2 separate regions of the Homo sapiens genome follow, and region 1 is linked to region 2. A link is a loop called in an ENCODE intact Hi-C map of the cell type or tissue named here. Cell type or tissue: endothelial cell of umbilical vein. All regions are shown on one strand. Each heading gives the region's core, and the rest is flanking DNA. Links, peaks and the distances in the headings are about the cores only. Region 1 overlaps HYAL4 (hyaluronidase 4). Region 2 overlaps ASB15 (ankyrin repeat and SOCS box containing 15).

Evidence for each region. Peaks named below come from ENCODE experiments on the same cell type or tissue, not always from the same donor. Only the 100,000 strongest peaks of a DNase experiment are listed, where the experiment ranks them.
Region 1: a loop joins it to region 2, with 12 times the contacts of the local background. A loop is called at or near these places in 53 of 110 quality-filtered maps.

What each region holds. Positions count from the first base shown.
Region 1 is chr7:123,864,365-123,867,294 of GRCh38, forward strand. All of the region lies in intron 2 of HYAL4 (hyaluronidase 4), which reads left to right. Among named protein-coding and RNA genes, the nearest start is that of HYAL4, 21 kb to the left of the region's middle. In endothelial cell of umbilical vein, for the core only: CTCF peaks have their summits at 1,364 (motif pointing left) and 1,565; DNase peaks (open chromatin) are centred at 787 and 1,327; H3K27ac peaks cover 613 bases.
Region 2 is chr7:123,634,327-123,637,256 of GRCh38, forward strand. ASB15 (ankyrin repeat and SOCS box containing 15) reads left to right here. Exons shown (of 12, transcript NM_001290258.2): 12 at 2,483-2,930. The coding sequence ends at 2,655. Among named protein-coding and RNA genes, the nearest start is that of ASB15-AS1, 11 kb to the left of the region's middle. In endothelial cell of umbilical vein, for the core only: a CTCF peak has its summit at 1,424; a DNase peak (open chromatin) is centred at 1,415; H3K27ac peaks cover 734 bases.

The DNA.
Region 1 (2,930 bases), core at 175-2,674, 230 kb after region 2:
TGGGCATTAAAATTTAAGGGACAAGTCCAGGTTAAATTCCTCATTCACTTCTACCTCCAATATCTTGCTAACTCTTTCTAAACATTGTCATTTAGAGGTTTGTTTACAGGAGCACATTTGCCTAGGCGGATTATGGAAGGGGGAAGGGAGAAAGAAAAGGAAGGTTGCTATTGCTGGTGATATGGTTAACTGTGGATAATTGCACAGGTTGCTATGCTACAAGAACTAGTCAAGATAAGGCAGAGCTCAGCGGTGGGGATTTTAATGGCATAGGTGGGGTGAGGGAAAGAGGTCTAGGGAAGCTCTGAAGCAAAGGGCACTTTTGGAAGGGCAGGCTTGGGGAGGTTCCTTGGTGAAGGAAGGACAAGAGAAACAGAGATTGCATGGTGGGACAGGGAAGGGAAAACAGTGTCTGAGAGGGGTCACGTGAGGGGATCTCCTCCCAACAAGCCATATTTAACTAGGAGGGCACACCAGTGCCCTGACCTGGCTGTATAGGAAGCAGAAACCTGACATACAGCAAGCAGAAGACACGGGCACAGGATTTTACTTATTTATTTTGTCTTTTTTGGTCGTGCACCCACACATTTTATCAGGAGCTATGTCTACCATCTGCCATGTAAGGTGCACCTCCAGTTCACCAGAACAAACAGTTCACCAGTTCTCTTTCAACTACAGTGTCTTCCCTGAGACACTGAGAACAATAATAACATTCCAAGATAGGAGAAGAGAATCACTTGGTAACTTTGTAATAAATGAACCAGGATGTTCTATGGTGGTGATGAGGGAGCCGACCAAAGGGGAAACAATAGTCAGTGGAAAACTATGTTTTGAATGAGACCAAAGCAGGAAGTATCTGGCAGGGTAGATTTTTCTTTTTTTGGTACACAAATATAGTCTTTTCTAATGTAACTCAATTTTAAATTTAAAGAAAAGCTTCTTCCCCCTTCTATTAATGAATGCATATGTAAATCTATTTTTCTTACCTGGAGGCAAAATATAATAAAAAATCAAAGAGAAGGGGAAGTTTTGAGTACCACAATTTTTCTTACTCATAAAATTAGATTCCCTTGAAAATACTATTCTCTTCAAATCATAATTTAGAGCTACAGTATGATATATTTCATGCTACTAAGTGGGGTAATCTTATTCAGCTTTGTGCATGGAGGAGTATATTCAATAAATGAAAATATCTACCTCTATAGCTCCTAAATACTGGTGTTTTGTGTTTATCCATTTACTTAGGCCTTCTTAAATGTCTTTGGAGGAAGTTTTGTGAATTACTTAAAATTTTTTTACAGCAGTGTCCAAGGCCTGAGAAATACCATGAGGTTTGGCTGGTGACACCTGGTGGTTAGACGTGATAATTACACACAACATGTAGCACAGGCTTTACTACAAGCCACAAAAGCACCTTGTATTGGTCCATTCTCACACTGCTAATGAAAACATTCCTGAGACTGGGTAATTTATAAAGAAAAAGAGAGTTAATGGACTCACAGATCCACATGGTTGGGGACCCCTCACAATCATGGCAGAAGGTGAAGGAGGAGCAAAATCACATCTTACATGGTGGCTGGCAAGAGAGCATGCTCAGGGGAACCACCCTTTATAAAACCATCAGATGGCATGAGACTTATTCATTATCACAAGAACAGCATGGGAAATCTCGCCCTTGTGATACAATTACCTGCCACCACGTCCCTCCTATGACAGGGAGAATAGGGGAGCTACAATTCAAGATGAGATTTGGCTGGAGACACAGCCAAACCATATCACTTCTCTATAAATCAGAGTTCCTGGTTGTAAGCAACCAAAACAAACCTTGCTTACTTGAGCAGAAAGGCGGTGTCCCTTGAGGACAATATCTCCACTTAACAGTAACATTATGGGCATCAGGTTCAGAATCTGGATGCCCCAGCTTGCTGCTCCTTGACACTGGAATTTACGTCACCACTGGCAATGTCACCTCAGCCTCCTTGAATCTCAATATCCAAATTCAAAGCCTAGATTAGGATGCATCTAATTGGACTGACGACAGTCATAGACCAATACCAAACCTGCAAGGAAGGCTGGGACATTTTGGCTTATTTAATGAAATATGGGCTTTGCCTTCCAAGATACTTATGGTGCAGAATTGACTACTGAGGAAAGGGGTCTGTATCCGGAGCACACAGCCAAAGGACAAATGTCTACTGGACACCTTAATCTCACTAGGCATCAGGCATAACCACAATGCATTTTCATCTTAATGACACACAAGACTGCAAACGTTTTATGCCATCAAACCCTTTGATGAGCTTTTACAAAAATAATTTCATAGTAGTTTTACAAAGAGATGACTAAAAAATAACTTGACAAAGTAGCCACTATCGTCTTCCCTCTTCTACTATCCAAACACCTACCTATCTTCTCTTTCTCTCTCTTTTTTTTTTTTTTTTTTTTGAGACTGAGTCTCGCTCTGTTGCCAGGCTGGAGGGCAGTGGTGTGATCTTGGTTCACTGCAACCGCCACCTCCCAGGTTGAAGCGATTCTCCTGCCTCAGCCTCCTCAGTAGCTGGGACTACAGGCATGTGCCACCACGCCAAGCTAATTTTTGTATTTTTGGTAGAGATGGGGTTTCCCCATGTTGGCCAGGATGGTCTTGATCTCTTGACCTTGTGACCATCTCGGCCTCACCAAAGTGCTGGGATTATAGGCGTGAGCCACCCTGCCTGGCTCTATCTTCTCTTTTAACTCCAGTGTCTTCCCTGAGACATTCTGTTACACCAGGGGTTTGGTCTAGGTCCTGTTGCTTGCTGCAGAGAAAGCCAATCACTGAGTCAAGGAGTATTGCTGGGGAAGAAGGCCTTATTTGGGTGCTGCAGCCAAGGAGAATAAAGGATCAGTCTGGAATCCATCTCCCCAAGCAACTAAAATTTGGGGTCTAT
Region 2 (2,930 bases), core at 155-2,654:
TTGCTGAGGATAATGGTTTCCAAATCCATCCATGTCCCTGCAAAGGACATGATCTCATTCCTTTTTATAGCTGCACAGTATTCCATGGTGTATATGTATCAAACTTTCTTTATCCAGTCTATCCTTGATGGGCATTTAGGTTGATTCCATGTCTTTGCTATTGCAAATAGGGCTGCAATGAATATACGTGTGCATGTATCTTTACAATAGGATGTTTTATTAAATATACAATTTTTAAAAAAAACTGGTCAGCTCCAGAATATGATAGAAAATCAACTCATTATCTTAAAAACTGATAAAAGAAAGACTTAAGCATTTATTCTGCTTTACATATATGTATATGTATAAACTGTGCCATTAGTAACTAAAGAGTAGATAAGTAAAAGCATTCCTTTATAAAAGTATTCTAAATAATTTAAAAAGATATAATTAGTTATCACCATTATATAGCCTCCGATAAATTAATGGATGTAGTCAATGAGCATCAACAGCTGCTAATATGTAGCCCCCAAAGAATGAACACAGAACCTGATATAGTTTTGCCAAAGAGATCAAACCCGAGCCTGATCAAGTCTCTGTATCCAGTTATCAATTTGCAAGAAGTAGAGGAGACAGTGGGACATGGAACTGCACCATGGAAATGCAATCAGCAAAGTTCAGGCTGTGGGAAACTAAAGGGCATTTGGGTTCTTCAAAGATTAGTTGAAAAGACAAAAAGGGGATGGAGAGAATAACCTGCAGATTAGAAAAGACTTAAAGGACATAGCAAAAATTTTAAAAATGTACTGTCAATACTATAGTGCAGGGATAGTGCACTTAGATGATGAAACTCTAAAGAAAGTGATTACCATTCAGAATAGTAGTTATTTATGGTAGGAGAAAGAAATAAAGAAGAATGGATTGTAGAAGAATTTCTTTGGTCTCCGGCAAAGTTCTATTTCCTATAGACCTAGGAGGTGATTATAGATGTTCGACTAATAATTACTTACATAACTTATGAAACTATACATGTGTACTTTCTTTATTTTATTTTGCAATAAAAAGCTTAAAACCGTCTCTTTTTTAGCTTGGAGATTGCAAGACAGAGAAAAATGGTGAGGCTTAGATAAGTTAATTTCTCATAGTAATAGACATAGAAAATAACAAAGTGAAGATTTGAACCCTTGTTTGTCTTACTTGAAAACACAGACTCTACAATACCATTATACTTCCTGTCATAGAAAGAATAGACTTTGCTTTTAAATGGAAATTAATTGCTTTTTTTTTTTTTTTTTTTTTTTGCAAAATACTTACTAATTCTGATGACTTTAGAAAGACAATCCAAGTAAGAATAAGGCCAGGAAGTTTTTTTTATTGTTTCCATCATACTTTACTGCAACTAGAGTCGAAGCCAGTTGATTGCTATGAGTGTGATTAACCACTGGATGTCAGGAGTCCTCCAGCTATCTGTAAGGCAGCATATTGGTTAGGAAAAAAAAAAATTGTCTATTTTTTAGATTTTTGTTTTGCTTATTTTGGTAATGTTGCATCAATAATTTTTGAGAACATTGTTTTTAATTTTAAAAGATAAATTGTTTATATCATCAAATGTAATAGAGATGTGATCATGTTTATTATTGCACTGAATGACAGTTAATATTTATCGAATGGTTACAATGTACCAAGCACTTTTCTAATACTTTACATGATTTGTTTAATCTTCAAACAACCCTACGAGATAAGTACTGTTGTTATCCTTATTTCACAGATGAGAATACCAAACTCACAGACATTAAGCGATTTGCCCAAGGTCACACAAATATTAAGGGGCAGAGCTGGGAGTTTAATCCAAGCTGACCAGGTCCAGAGTGCACATCTAAGCCTGAATGCTATGCTGCTCCTTCATTCATTCATATTGCTGCTATAAAATCTCAATCTTGCAATTATAATATAGATAAAGTAAGAATTGAAAATATCAGATATTTAAATAATGTTAGTATATTTTTTGAGAATATACAAGGTTTAAGTATTAGACACTGGAAGCAAAACTCAGATTGGATTATTCATGATCTATGGAATCATCTGTGTCGATGTTTCATGGATAGTTATTTATCAGACAGATTGGTAGGAGAAAGAAAGTAAAGAAATATATAATATTTAGCTCTATAATACTTAGCTCTAAAAAATAAAGAAGAGATGTGAGCATTTGCTTTCTTCAGTCCATTTATTCATTCCACAAATTCTAGTTGAACACCTACCATGAGCCAGACTCTCTTCCTGGCACAGAGACAGACTAAATTTCTGCCCCCATGGAGCTTACATTCTAGAGGAGTAGACTAGAATGCTCAATTACAATTTGAATTTCACTTAAAATCACCAGTTGCTAAAGTGTGCATACATGTTTTTGAGAATACACTACTCATGTTATTCTGAAACAGTCATATCTTAGGGGCCAATCCACTATTTAAAAAATTTTTTTGCTTATTTTCCCGATTTCTTTTAGAGAATCCTTGTTCATTGAAGCATTTGTGTCGGTTAAAAATTCGAAGGCTTATGGGTCTCCAGAAACTCTGCCAGCCAGCCTCAGTGGAGAAGCTTCCTCTACCACCAGCTATTCAAAGATACATATTATTTAAAGAGTATGATCTCTATGGACAAGAGCTAAAATTGACATAACTTAATATTTTAAAATGTGATTTAAAAAAAATGTTGAAATGTGATTCCCTCAGATAATTTCTTGTAACCATTTTACATCCTTAATTGTAAAGTGTATTTAAATTCATTGACAGTTTTATAGGTTATCATGTGTTCTTATGGGAACACCATGATTTATGTCTTTAAAGACATTTGCATTTTTTAAAGATAGTATTTTGAACTTAGATTTGTATCTTTGTTTGCTACAAGTCATCAAACTCTCCCTATCAAGTGGCTCCTACAATATCCACAATCAA